Linked DNA regions of Mus musculus: region 2 is linked to region 1. The links are chromatin contacts, found by Hi-C in ENCODE. All regions are on one chromosome and are shown on one strand. Each heading gives the region's core, a stretch centred on a gene start or an enhancer-like site at or near the end of the contact. The rest is flanking DNA. Distances are from core to core; before and after follow the strand shown.

Region 1 (7,129 bases), core at 1,908-4,407:
TGGACACAGTCCGAGGGTGAGGCACAGAGGGGAAGAGCACTAATGACTTCAGTAGTTTTAGGTCTTGCTATTGAGAAAATGAGAAAAGTGTCCCTGAAAGGAGGAGGACCTTGGCTGAGTGTTGGCCTTTACTATCTAAGCCTTCAAACAACTACTTTGCTTCTCTAGAAGGCATTGAGCCTTCTACTGGAGAGAGAACCAACTGACCTGCCTGATAAGTCTAGAGGAGCCAGTCCCCAGTACAGTCTAGCTCACTCTTTGTGAGCAGTTGAATTGTCTCTTCATGGAACTAAGGCCGACATGTTCTTCTTTCATGATCACATCAGCTTAATGGAAGAGTCTCGAGTAGGATGGAGACCTGGCTCGACTCCCTCACCACACCTCATGAATTGGGCAGGGAGCTTTCCTGCTCCATTCCAACGCCAGACTTGACAAACCCTTCAACTGTCTGTCACACGTGTTACTGAAGTGAATGTCACATTTTAAAAATGTTAAGAAAATAAATAAACCTTAGTTCATCTACTAGTTGAAGGAGATCCTTCTATGCTAGAGGAAGAAATAAAATTCCAACATGTTTTCTTCATCCCCTGGGAAGTCTTAAAGAGATCCATTTCAGTTTCCCCACAAATACACATCCTTCCTTTTTCTGGGAAGGCTGCCTAGTGTTTTGTTTGGTGGTTTGTTTTGTTTACAGGGATAGGGACTGAGCAAAGGGGCTCACAGACATGCCAGGCAAACATTCTATCACTGAGCTACACCCTGACCCAGCTCCCTACTGCTGCTTTAGGAGCATGAAGGACCCTGACAAAGCTAGTTTCTACACATTTCGTGAGCATCCCCTTCCCCATATGCCTGCCAGAACTGTGTTTGCTTCTCAACAAAAAGATGCTTAGGCTAGAGACATGGCTCCGCGGTTAAGAGCAGTGGGTACTCTTCCAGGGGTCCTGAGTTCAATTCCCAGAAACCACATGGTGGCTCATGACCATCCGTAATGGGATCTGATGCCCACTTCTGGCTTACAGGCATATATGTAGTTAGAACACTGTATACATATGTCTTAGTCAGGGTTTCTATTCCTGCACAAACATCATGACCAAGAAGCAAGTTGGGGCAGAAAGGGTTTATTCGGCCTATACTTCCATACTGCAGTTCATCACCAAGGAAGTCAGGACTGGAACTCAAGCAGGTCAGGAAGCAGGAGCTGATGCAGAGGCCATGGAGGGATGTTACTTACTGGCTTGCTTCCCCTGGCTTGCCCAGCCTGCTCAGTTATAGAACCAAGACTACCAGCCCAGAGATGGTCCCACCCACAAGGGGTCTTTCCCCCTTAATCACTAATTGAGAAAGTGCCTTACAGATGGATCTCATGGAGGCATTTCCTCAACTGAAGCTCCTTTCTCTGTGATAACTCCAGCTGTGTCAAGTTGACACAAAACTAGCCAGTACAACATAGTAAACAAATCTTTTTAAAAAAATGTTCAAGGTCCTTAGCCTGTACTTTGCATATAAGAAAATCAAGTGTCTGCTTTACCATACAATAGCAAATACTTGAGAGATGGAGTTGACTGGAGAATGTGTTTAATTTAGCTCATGGTTTTGGAGGCCCTGGGCCATGCTTAGAAACCCATATTAGATCATGACAGAAGTACGATGGAGCAGGATGGGAGAAAATAGTGGAAGGATCTGGGTCCCATCACCAGCCTTCGAGAGCATACTCTCCAGTATACAAAAGACAGACACTCCACGAGAACCTACCTCGCTATAAAGTTTTCCCCAACCTCCCAAATTGTACCACAGGCCAGGGAACAAGCTGTGAACACACAAGCCCTTGGGGAACATTAAATATCTAACAGAGATAGTACCGTGGTACAAAGAGGTGGTTATATAGAGTTACAATGTCAGTGAATATTAGAGCTGGGAACAGAAGCCAGTTACATTTACCATATAGTTCTTTCTAGTGCCCTGCAATCCTACTAATGCTTTTCCGTTTACAGAACAAAACTACTGCCCCCTTGCTTTCTCCCTTAAAAAGGAAGTGGGGGGGGGGGGACAAGGATTATTCCTTACCTTATGCCAGATTTCTTGTCTCCAGTTAGAAGCCAGAAGGGGGGCCAGCCATGCAGTACCTCATACAGGCTATATTTGAAACCTTTTGGGAGTTTGCAAGCCTTGAGGCTCATCCATGCATATCGAATGCTGTCCCCACCCCACCACCCCCAAAAGGCTCTCAAACCATCCCCACGTACAAGAAAACAAGACTCTAGAATCCACCACAACCCAAGCAAAGGAAATTGAAAAACAACCTGCCAAGAATGACTCCCAGTGGAGGACTAGGTGACCCGCTGGCCCTCCCTGGCTTCCTGCCAGCAAGCAGCCTTGCTCCTCTTTGCATTTTAATTCTGAGAGAGTTAGAGAATCTCTGTCATTGCCAAATAGAGCCTCTGGATACAATGGGAAAGCTGAGAGGGAGGGAACCAGCTCCTGGCAGAAGAGAGCCAGTCTCCCTCACTGGATAAAATTGAGTGTGTGGAGGGGGAGGGGAAGCCAGCTTATCTGTAAGGAGTCATCCTTTCCCACCCTCCATAGTGCTCACACACAGACCCCAAGTCACTTCATCAGCCCCAATCCAAGAGCTGTCCATCAACACAGCTCCCATGCAATCCTGTACTTTTTATACTAAGCTGACCACAGCTTGCTAGGCCACCTGCTTCTTTTGTACATGTTCATCTTCCAAAAGCCTGGTACCCTAATACACTATACACTCCTGAAGCCATTCAGTGCTTGATAAACAAGACAGCGAGCCTGATATCCTGAATGAGCACCTGATGGGTGGTGCGGTGAGGGCTATTGAATACATCCACAGGGACTCCTGGTCCAGAAATGGGGCATCTTACTGCCTAGAGTTCATAAAGTCACTTCAATAGCATCACATCGATGGAACTTGCAGAAGTATAAATAGCCCAAGAGGAAAGGGAAGCTAATGATTGGAAGTTGTACTCCTAGGAAGCTTGAGGTTAGACTTCCTTATCCACTCAAGAGTTTCTAGGGGACTGGCAGGGCCCCTTCTCCTCGCTGCCAAGTTGCAAAATTGTGTGGTCACCTCCCCCAGCTTCCCTCCCTCCTATGCCCTCAGTCCTGGCCTCCTAGAGCCAGGACAAAGCCCTCAGGCAGTGACTGGGAGGGGAACAGGAGGAGGGACAGAGGGATGGGGAAGGCTGCACAAAGGAATTCCTCACACCAAGCCCCCTGACTGCCAGCTCCAGAGAGTAAAGAAGCCGACCTCCTCTCCAGCTAGCTCACTCGCTCATCTTCCCACCATGACTGTGCTCGAGCCATAGCGCCTCTCCCGGCCTTCCAAGAGGACCCACACTTCTTCCTGTAGGTGGCAACAGTGACACCTGTTTGACCAGTGAGGCTGAGCCAGGGACTGCAAGAGGGAGGAGGCAGACAACTCGGAGAGGAGCTGGGAGGCAGAGCTGCGGGCTTGCTTGCTCACTGTGTAAAAGGTGTGAGGGCTCGGGAAGGCTGGGGGCTACCGCTGGGGAGCCGGGAAGCAAAGAGCGGCTCAAGCCGGGAGGGATGGAGCCCAGGGGGCTATGCAGCACCCCTGTCAGATTCCCTGCTCCGGGTCTTTCAGACTGGCCAGATCCTGATTCCATCTTCCAGGCAACTCTTGAGGGAGGTAGGACTCTGGAAATCTGGGGTGCCCGGGTATGACCCTAGACGAAGCAAGGGATGTGGATTGGTGCTCAGGGCAGGATACTGTAGCCCAGTTCCGGGATGGGGAGAAGCAGGGGCCTCTCTTTGGGTTGACCAGTCAGTATAGTGGGAAGGGACCCAGCTCCCACCCCTCCACTACCTAGACGGGACCCTCCTTTCCTAAGGAGAATTTATTAAGGGGGCATCTTTAAGAGCAGACACACCTTGCGTTCTTGCAAGAGCTCTCACACAGAGTGAAAAAGCGACACCGTTCCTTTGTACAGGACAGTTAGATGAGAGAGAGAGAGAGAGAGAGAGAGAGAGAGAGAGAGAGAGAGAAGAGAGAGAGAGAGCAGAGAGGAGAGAAAGAGGGAGAGCATAGAGGGAGAGAGGGAGAGAGAGAGCAGAGAGGAGAGAAAGAGGGAGAGCAGAGAGGGAGAGAGAGAGAGAGAGAGAGGAGAGAGAGCAGAGAAAGAGAGAGAGAGAGATTATCCAGAGGCTCCTTTACATAGTCATTTTGAAACCCATTTTACTGGGAGCCACAAGTCCACTAGTGCACACACATGTTCATCTGCTGATACATGACCCACAGTCACACCCTGCTTATTGCTTACGTTGGTAGTTCAGTAGTAGACTTCTCACCTGCTGCAAACTGCACACCCTCTCAAGTAGAATCACACTCACAAGCCCAGTCTGGTTTGTAGATCTGCTTAGTCTCAGCCGTACTGAGAACCACAAGGCACAGGAATACCCTGCTCCAGAACAATTCCCCTGCCGCCGCCACCACCCCCCCCCCCCGCTACAGACACGCACAAGCAGACACGCACACATGCACCTTTGCCCTGTGTGCTTAATGTACTTTAAGGATAGCTCAGAGGGTGGGGCCTCTGGGACGGGGAAGGTGGGAGTTGGGTTTCTATTTGGGGTGGAGGGTGACTGTATATGATGTCTGGGAAGGAAATGATAAGGCTAGGTTGTGGGGGCGGGGGGGAGACTTGGATTTTCTGGACTGTGCAGACAGGAATGAGGTTCCTTTAGAAGGCAGTGATCCAGGCAGCCTGCTCCCCTCAAGTCTTCTATTTTACAGTGCCCCTAACCCCTGAGAAGTGGACACAGAGAATCTTTTAGTCAGGGGCTTTGTGGTTTGTTCAATCCCGTATCCATAGCAACTAGTCAACTGGCTGTGTCTCTCTCAGCCTGGGGTCAGAATGAGAACCTCAGCTTCAGGTTGACTCCTGCTTTCTGGGGTGCAAGACAGCACCAGGCTGCCTCAAGCTCAGGCAGATCTGCCTTAACTTGCCGAACTGAGTTTGCCCCACCCTGAGGCAATTTCTCCTAAGTTACTCTGGGCAAGCACTCCAAAGCCAGCTTTGGATGTCATTAAATAGGAAGGATCTGGAGAGAGTGGGTACACATATGACGCCTACAAAAAGGCTGGGCCACTGACCTCCCAGGTATCAAAAATAAGGGGCAACTCCAGAAACGGTTCCTCTTTTCTGGGTTTAGAATTTGTCACCTCATGAACTCCAGAGCTCCGGGTCTGCTCTGTGACAGCCAACCTTCCTGCTGAGCAGCATCGAAGGCTTCTATCTACCTGCCCCAGGCTCCTCAGATACATGGAAAGGGAGACTGAGATCTGTCCTCTATGTGGGTCCCTGATGGTCAAATGTCCTTTTCCCCCAGGCCTTAACCATGGCAGATTCCCCCGGCTGCTGCTCCATCTGGGCCCGCTGCCTCCACTGCCTGTACAGCTGCCACTGGAGGAAATATCCTAAACAGAAGATGCAAACCAGCAAGGTGGAGAAGGGATGGGGGGGTGACAAATCAGAAGGCTGCTTGGATTCATAGGCAGCTGGGAGGAAGGGATTTTCTCTCCCCCAGGAAGAAAATCTCCCTCAAATACTGGAAGAACAGCTCAGTGCAGGGCAGGAAGCTGAGCTGCCATTCTGGGGGCCTCTCAGCATGAAATGGGGATCAGCTGAGAGCTTCTCTCCTGCTCCTTTGCAGTGCGACTGTATCTGGTTTGGCCTGCTCTTCCTCACCTTCCTCCTGTCCCTGGGATGGCTGTACATCGGGCTCATCCTTCTCAATGATCTGCACAACTTCAATGAGTGTGTCATGTACCACCTCCTTCCTCCACCTACCGACCAACCTACATCCTACCCTGGGCTCAGCCCCCACTATAAGTTATCCCCAGCTCTCCATGGCCCCCGTATCCCAGCACTATCAACATCCTTAGAAAATTCCTCCAGGAAAACTCACCAATCCCTAGAGACCGTGGCTCTAAGAAACATTTCCCCCTCACCCCCATCTAATGGGTTTCCTGGATCTAGCCACTTCAACTCCCAACTTACCCTACCCAAGACACCTCCTCCCCTTGAACATCTTCCTTTACCCTCCTACAGATTCCTGTTCCGCCATTGGGGACACTGGATGGACTGGTCCCTGATAGTCCTGCTGGTCGTCTCTCTCCTGGTCACATATGCATCCTTGCTATTGGTTGGTCCAGGGACATCCGGCCTAACTCCCACATAAGCCCTTCATTCCTGCTCAGGTCTACTGTCTTGTTCTCATCCTAGCCACTAAGGGAAAGAGGCTAATTCTTGGGTGGGAAGAAGATGGCAGCCTGCAAATCCCCACTAAGAGGACTTGCCTTCTAAGTGCCCCTTCTGTCTGTTCCCAGCTCCTGGGCCTGCTCCTGCAACTCTGTGGACAGCCTCTGCATCTTCACAGTCTCCACAAGGTACAGTGAATTGGCAGTGATGAGGAGAGGGGATGCTGGGTCCAGCACCCTGATGGTCATTTGCTTTTCTATCCCTGGGGTCAAGATCAGGACCTGAAATCCAGTACATGTTTATTGAGTGAAAGCATAGTACATGCGTTCAGGAAGGGGAAGAATCCTGTGTCCACAGAATGAAGAGGTAGCCCCAGTCACCATGAGCCTAGGCTAACAAGGAAGGCCCATTCATTCGTCCCTGGCCCCAGGTGCTGCTGCTCCTCATTGTACTTCTAGTGGCCGCGGGACTGGTGGGCCTGGATATCCAATGGCGGCAGGAGTGGCATAGTTTACGACTGTCACTGCAGGTGAGTAGCTGACCTCCACTATCTATGTGGGAGCCTTGGCCCATGCCTATTCTGGAACATGACATTGCCTCCTGGTCCTATGAGACTGCAGATCTCTCTGGACTGCAGAGAAGGGGGAGGCACAACACAGAACAATAGGAAGAAGAGCCTTCCTCACCAGCTCTTTTCCACAGGCCACAGCCCCATTCCTTCACATTGGAGCAGTTGCTGGAATCACCTTGTTGGCCTGGCCTGTGGCTGATACCTTCTACCGCATCCACCCAAGAGGTGCCAACATCAGCCCACATTCACTCTCACTGGACACCAGTGTCTCTGCCACCCACCCCACCCCACCCCCAGTTTCCTG
Region 2 (7,592 bases), core at 2,924-5,423, 38 kb after region 1:
GTTATTTTAGTTGTTAAAGGTGGCATTCTGTTCTTGTGGCTGTCTTCTTTTAGGTTTGTTGAGGGATTACCTTCTTGTTTTTTCTAGGGCGTTGTTCCCGTTCTTGTATTGGTTTTTTTCTGTTATTATCCTTTGAAGGGCTGGATTCGTGGAGAGATAATGCGTGAATTTGGTTTTGTCATGGAATACTTTGGTTTCTCCCTCTATGATAATTGAGAGTTTGGCTGGGTATAGTAGCCTGGGCTGCAGTTTGTGTTCTCTTAGTGTCTGTATAACATCTGTCCAGGCTCTTCTGGCTTTCATAGTCTCTGGTGAAAAATCTGGTGTAATTCTGATAGGCTTGCCTTTATATGTTACTTGACCTTTTTCCCTTACTGCTTTTAGTATTCTATCTTTATTTAGTGCATTTGATGTTCTGATTATTATGTGTCGGGAGGAATTTCTTTTCTGGTCCAGTCTATTTGGAGTTCTGTAGGCTTCTTGTATGTTCATATGCATCTCATTCTTTAGATTTGGGAAGTTTTCTTCAATAATTTTGTTGAAGATGTTTGCTGGACCTTTGAGTTGAAAATCTTCATTCTCATCCACTCCTATTATCCGTACGTTTGGTCTTCTTATTGTGTCCTGGATTTCCTGGATATTTTGAGTTAGGATCTTTTTGCATTTTCCATTTTCTTTGATTGTTGTGCCGATGTTCTCTATGGAATCTTCTGCACCTGAGATTCTCTCTTCCATCTCTTGTATTCTGTTGCTGATGCTCAAATCTATGGTTCCAGATTTCTTTCCTAGGGTTTCTATCTCTAGTGTTGCCTCGCTTTGAGTTTTCTTTATTGTGTCTACTTCCCTTTTTAGGTCTAGTATGGTTTTGTTCATTTCCATCACCTGTTTGTATGTTTTTTCCTCTTTTTCTGTAAGGACTTCTACCTGTTTGATTGTGTTTTCCTGTTTTTCTTTAAGGACTTGTAACTCTTTAGCAGTGTTCTCCTGTATTTCTTTAAGTGATTTATTAAAGTCCTTCTTGATGTCCTCTACCATCATCATGAGATATGCTTTTAAATCTAGGTCTAGGTTCTCAGGTGTGTTGGGGTTCCCTGGACTGGGCGAAGTGGGTGTGCTGGGTTCTGGTGATGGTGAGTGGTCTTGGTTCCTGTTAGTAAGATTCCTCCGTTTACCTTTCGCCATCTGGTAATCTCTGGAGTTAGTAGTTATAGTTGACTCTGTTTAGAGATTGTTCTTCTGGTGATTCTGTTACCGTCTATCAGCAGACCTGGGAGACAGATTCTCTCCTCTGAGTTTCAGTGCTCAGAGCACTCTCTGCTGGCAAGCTCTCTTACAGGGAAGGTGCGCAGATATCTTGTATTTGGACCTCCTCCTGGCCGAAGAAGAAGGCCCAAAACAGGACCTTTCTCAGACACTGTGTTGCTTTGGCAGTTCCCAGGTGGTACAGACTCTCACCTAAGCAGACTAAATTCCTAAGTTCCTTGGAGTCCCGGGACCAAGATGGCGACCGCTGCTGCTGTGGCTTAGGCCGCCTCCCCAGCCGGGTGGGCACCTGTCCTCCGGTCCGGAAGGTGGCCGGCTGTCCCCGGCCCACACAGGGTGCTGCCTCAGCTCCTCTGTGCTTCTGCCTGTTCCAGAAGCTGTCAGGTTCTCTGGCGCACCCTCTCACCTGTTCAGACTAATTTCCTAAGTTCGGCGGGTCCCGGACCAAGATGGCGACCGCTGCTGCTGTGGCTTAGGTCGCCTCCCCAGCCGGGCGGGCACCTGTCCTCCGGTCCGGAAGGTGGCCGGCTGTCCCCGGCCCACACAGGGTGCTGCCTCAGCCCCTCTGTGCTTCTGCCTGTTCCAGAGGCTGTCAGGTTCTCTGGCGCACCCTCTCACCTGTTCAGACTAATTTCCTAAGTTCGTGCATATTTCTTTAAACAGTTCACACCATGGATTGTCTGTCAGTGCTCTCCATACCATCGGGAAGATGTTTAGTAACTTTCGATATAAGTAATCAAATGAGAGACGTGCAGAAATCACGTCTTTCTCTAGAACTGCTTGTAGTACCAAAATCTGCAGTAGACAGGTCTCTGTAAATGAATAGAACCAATAGAATGTATACATATTATATGTGGGCTTATTGGATTGGCTTACATGATAGGGAAACTAGCAGTCCAACAATGGCTGTCTGTACACTGGCAAGGCATGGAATGTGGTAGCTGCTCAGTCCAAAAAAAAAAAAAAAAAGACATTTCAGCAGACCCAATCCAGTGTCAAAAGCCTGGAGAGTCACTGAAAAGTCACTGGTGTTAAGTTCACTTGGATAAAGTCTGGTGGCGGCCAATAATGGCAACAGCAGTGATACGTGCAGTCAAAAGGAAGAGAAGAGGGAATAAAGGGATGGCTCAGTAGCTAAGAGCACTCGTTGTTCTTGCAGAAGACCCAAATTTGGTTCTGAGGGACAACTATCTGTAACTTCAATATCTGAGGATCTGACACGCCCTACTGGCCTCTGCCAGAACTGCACGCAAATGGCTCAAATACATACATGCAGGTAAAACACTAGTACACAGAAAATGAAACAAGTCTACAAATAATTTTTGTAAAGGAAGTGAAAGCAGGCATAGGCTTGCTGCATTTTACTCAGACCTCTCTGTATCTGGGTGACCCATTGGAAGATGCCACTCCCACTGAAGGTCTGTTCATCCGCACTTGAAATGCCCTCACAGATATGCCCAATGCGTATCTTCTAGGTGATTCTAATTCTACTGAAGTTGACAACCATGGCTAGTTACCATAACTATATGGTTTTCTGTTCTTTGTTGCACTTACGTTTGTCTACATCCTCTCAGGGACTGGGTCTGTTTGTTGTATATCGTATTGTTCTATTACTATATTCTAGAACAGTGTTTGGCATGAACATCTGTTGAATTAAGCCCAAGTCTCTATTCACAACACCCATGTGATGGCTTTACACCGGGTAAGTGCTCAATTAATGTCTGTTAAATGAAACGGAGACCTAAAATCTGCAGAACTTAGAGCACAGTGCTTATCTGAGTAGTTTAGAGCATGGGTTCCAGTCAAATGGCAAGAACTTTCATCTCTCAGTTATGCTACCTAGTTGTGTTAGCACCGCTGAGCTTACAGTTCTTATTGGTAGAATGGAGGTACCTTTAGTACTGCCTTGATAGAGACTTTTGTTTGCACCTCAGACTTTGTAACGATTCAGTCATTGTCTGCTAAAGATAAAACAAGGACAGAAACAAAAAGCTAGCCTGGGTGGCACCTGTAATATCACCAATCAAGTAGTTGAGGCAGGATGATCACTCTGTCTCAAAAAAAAAAAAAGATTCTTTCTGTCTTATGATTACCCTTTCCCCACCTTCCAACAGCGTGAGCGAGGAGAAGTCAAGGAGACCTCCTTCAATCGGGATTCCTGGGTGCTGTGCCAGAACCAAAGAATTGGCTTCTTTCACTTTAGATCTTTTCTTACCACTTCCTTGTACCCGAACTCCCTTTCCTCGTAACATTTCAAGCCTCTTTTCCCTAACATAACCATGGAGTGGAGGCAGAAGTGTCGGAGGCAGGCATAAATAGTTTTCTCTCGTTGCCGGTTCTGAGGTTAGTCTCTCACTGGTGATGTAAGAAAGGTCGACTGTGAGAGATACTCATTACAGGGCCTAGGAAATGAAAGAACAATGGTCCTGATGAGGATGCGCTGACAGACCTGGATGCTGCCCTTTTCCTTGGTCCCCTGCAGGAGGCAGCACTTCGCGCACCCTGTCCAGATGCCCCTTTGATCGGTTCTATTGCTGCCTTTACTTCTGATGGCCCTAGCTTAGAGCAAGCTTAGGGACCCATTGAGCATCTCACTGCAACTCCCTCTTGCCAGTGGGGCGGGGTGGAGCGGGCAGAAGACAGCCTGAAATTGGCAACACGAGAACACAGGATCGCAGGATCATACTCTTCAGCTCTCTAGTGGCCCAAATCTCAGCCACCTAGACTAGGGTTGCCAGTAACTCCACAGAATAGGGGAGATGTGTCTGAGTCCGGGGGGTGGGGGGGCGCCTCTGCTTCTGCTCCTTTAAGAAGCCGCTGTTTAGCATTCCTGCTGCTGCCGCTGCCGCTGCCTGACTCTGCGCTCTGATTGGCTGGAATCAATTGAGAAGGGAGCCAGGGAGAGATGCTCTTGACTCCACTCAGATCCATCCTGGGGACCTGAGCAGAAGAGGTTCTCGCCGCACCTAGCCTTTGCCTGGGCGCCCGATTCTTCTTTGCCGCTGGGCCTCGGCCCAGAAGCCACAACGGGCGACACGGAGCCGCCAGTGCTGGAGGGGGAGCCATGGGTGCGGGGCAGCGTGGGGGCAGAGGCCCCAGGACGCCCGCCCGGCCCCAGGCCCCGCTCAGCCAGGGCACCCCCACGGGTGCCCCCTCCTTCTTGGTCTGAGCAGTGCGAGTGTGCTAGGGAGCCCGGCGGCGGCGGCGGCGGCGTGGAAACTGGCGTGGGCTGGGGGGTCCGAGCCGCGGGGGGCAGTGCCATGCACAAGCACCAGCACTGCTGTAAGTGCCCCGAGTGCTATGAGGTGACCCGCCTGGCCGCCCTGCGGCGTCTTGAGCCTCCTGGCTACGGGGACTGGCAGGTGCCGGACCCCTATGGGCCAAGTGGGGGCAATGGGGCTAGCTCCGGTTATGGAGGCTACAGCTCGCAGACCCTGCCTTCACAGGCAGGGGCTACCCCCACCCCTCGCACCAAGGCCAAGCTCATCCCCACAGGCCGAGATGTGGGGCCAGTGCCCCCTAAGCCAGTCCCCGGCAAGAGCACCCCAAAACTCAACGGCAGTGGCCCCGGCTGGTGGCCCGAGTGCACCTGTACCAACCGGGACTGGTATGAGCAGGTAAGGACCGGCAGATGAGGAGGAGGGGAGGCTGGTGGGACAACCCAAAGGACTAGGGATTGGGGTCTAGGAAGTCTGGGGAGCAGTAGAGGTTGCTGGGGCTCCAAGTCTATGGATCTGAGCCTTTAGCAGCTGACCAAAGAGAGACTGTTGAAAATACATCTTCTATGTGTGTCTGTTTAGGGGGTCTCCGTTTGGAGGGGATTGGGAGGAGCTGTTTGTATCAGGGGGTGATGGTATGGCGGAGGGGCACATTTTTCTAGTGTGGGGGATTTGGGTTTGTCTCAGTGCAGGGCGGGGGGGTGGCAGTGTCTCTGTGTCTGGCAGGGGGCGGGAGGTTCTGCGGGGGTTGTATGTGGTGTGTGTCTCCATAGGAGGGGAGGAGGGGGCATGGTGCTCTGCGTGGGGGGGACATATGTGTTTGTATGTATGTTGGGGTGTGTGGAAGAAAGCAATGGAGCTTGTGTGAATGTATGTATCAGAACCCATGTGCCCAGATGGCTGAGCGTCATCTCTCCATACCATGAGTCCCTCTCCATCCCAGTCCCTTTGTGTGTGAACGTGCACATGGATATGTGAGGATGTGTCTCTGAATGTGAAGGTGTCTCTGTCGATGAGGCTGCAGGGATAGCTGTGTTCGCCCGAGGGTGTCTCCATGTATATGTGTGTAAGCATGTGGCTTCAAGAGTGTACACGTGTGTGTGTGTGTGTGTGTGTGTGTGTGTGTGTGTTGTCCCTGATGAGAAGCGCTTAACAGGCAAAAGGGGGGGGGGCAAGACACATCCCAAGCAAGGCTGAGATGCTGCTGAGAAGGACAGACTCTTTTGTCCAAGCTGCTCTGAAGTGTGTGCTGCGGGGGGTTGGGGGGCAGGGGGTGTTAAACAAGCCTTCTTGCTCCAAAGCAGGCATATTGCCTGGAACCAGGCAAAGGGTAGCTGCCCTAATGCAGGGTCTTCTCTGAGTGGGACATGGCCCTTATGGGTACCCACAGATGTGAGAGAGCTTAGCTCCCCAGCTCTGATTTGGCACAGCTTGGGAGCCCCTGGGTGCTGGGCACAACTCCGGCTTCCACTCCCAGCCTGAACTGCCAGCTTAGAAAATGGAAGGAGCGTCTGTGGGAGAAACAGCAAAATGGAGGCTGGGCCAGCAGAGCCAGGTCTCTGGCACGCATGGCGGAGGGCCTGTCTAGTTCTTCAGTTCTGCAACCCCCAGGGTGGAAAGAGAGGAGGAGAGGCTTTGCTCTCTATGGAAGGTGCTGACTGTCCCAAGCTGGTGACCATCTGGTCACCCCTGTCCTCTTCGGAGAATAGGATGTGCTTTTACCTAGAAGCAAAAGAGGGGGCTTCTTGGAGATCAGAATTATCCATTCTGTATGTCTGTCTGTCTACACCTCTTCCTATGTCCCTAGCCTTGGTTCCTTGCCCTCTCCAGTGAGTCCCCTCTTTTTTGCCCCTCCCTTATAAGCACACGCTCATGCTTGGCCTGCCTAGTGAGAAATAGGTGCCAATTCCAGGGCCGGGCCTGTTGGGTGATCTTTGGATGGCTCCTGACCCTAGAGGCAAGGTCCCTGAGTGGAAGTGGGACCAGAGCTAGAGGGTGGACTACTGGGAGCTGAAACCTCCAGGTGCCACCCAAACTAGGTGGGCATGGCTTATCACATGTGGAACACACATGGTACACTAGGTACACGAGAGAGTGTACCTGCATGGGCTCTCTTTTGCTCTGTAACGGTTGTATGGCACTTCAGTTGGCTGTGTTAGTTGCGGGGGGGGGGGTCTCTGATGAAGCAGTGATTTTTCTTCCTGGGACCAGGGTGAGGCTGCAGCTGGAGCCCTCCCCACTGACTCCTTAAGACCACAGAACATGAAGGGGGAGAGAGAGGGGAGGCTAGTCAGCACTCTTGAAGCCAGTGCTGCAGAGGATGAAGGTGGGAAGGGGGAGGCAGAGCAGACTATGTTAGAAGAACACTCACCCTGTGTGCTCTCTTCTGGGGCCACAACTTCAGAAGGGTGTAACACAGCCAGAGAAATGTGGATCAGTGCTGGGACACTTGGTGAGGGAGACAAGGGGCTTCCTTTAGTCTTGAAAATGATTGTGGGAATGAGGAAGCAGGTGTACTTGTCTGTGCAGAATCAGATTTCCACTTGAACAAAGGCCACAAGTATGTCCTGTCTGGAAGGCAATGTCTATTTGTTGCTGAAAACAACCTGTGTTTTTTTTTTTTTTTGAACCCCTTACTAGCCTGTCTTGCCATGGCTACTGTGTGCTTAAGATCACAAATTCTGATCCTACTGTCTATGGGTCATCAGGTTCCCCGTCATGGGAAATTTTGTCTACCCCAGTCCTGTCCTAACCCTGATTTGTCCTCAGACTCCTGGCCAGTTCCCACCCTGACCCTTTCTTCTGGAGCACAGAAAGGGTTCAAATCAAAAGTTGCTTTGGAAAAAAATTTGGATTAGGATTTTCACTCCTGTCCATTTGAGAACTTGTATTTCTGGGACCTTTGAAGGACGTGTAAAAATAGGACTTCCGGGAAATAACTCTGATGGAAATAACATGGAGAAGGGATGATCAGCCAAATTACCACTGGCCTTGAAACCTCCTATAGTCCAAAGAGTACCTGGAGATACAAGTTCTATATCCTAACTCCCAGTGTGCTTTTGGCACACCCCACAACCACTCTGGGCCTTAGTGTCCTCAATTGTCATGTGA

What was found. Hi-C counts contacts between places; a loop is a spot of excess contacts on that map.
Region 2: a loop to region 1 is called in a map of T-helper 17 cell, with 2.2 times the contacts of the local background. The contact joins the promoter of Dlg3 here to the promoter of Gdpd2 in region 1. A Hi-C loop is called at or near these places in 3 of 37 maps with a recorded cell type or tissue (T-helper 1 cell, T-helper 17 cell and T-helper 2 cell).

The regions. Positions count from the first base shown.
Region 1 is chrX:100,726,690-100,733,818 of GRCm38, forward strand. Gdpd2 (glycerophosphodiester phosphodiesterase domain containing 2) reads left to right here and starts at 3,158. Exons shown (of 16, transcript NM_023608.4): 1 at 3,158-3,506; 2 at 5,383-5,496; 3 at 5,707-5,810; 4 at 6,105-6,198; 5 at 6,383-6,442; 6 at 6,685-6,783; 7 at 6,957-7,050. The coding sequence starts at 5,392. Gm52438 (a long non-coding RNA gene) reads right to left here and starts at 2,479. Exons shown (of 3, transcript XR_003953096.1): 1 at 2,068-2,479. It overlaps Kif4 (kinesin family member 4), which reads left to right. Exons shown (of 30, transcript NM_008446.2): 30 at 1-582.
Region 2 is chrX:100,763,549-100,771,140 of GRCm38, forward strand. Dlg3 (discs large MAGUK scaffold protein 3) reads left to right here and starts at 4,174. Exons shown (of 21, transcript NM_016747.4): 1 at 4,174-4,880. The coding sequence starts at 4,524.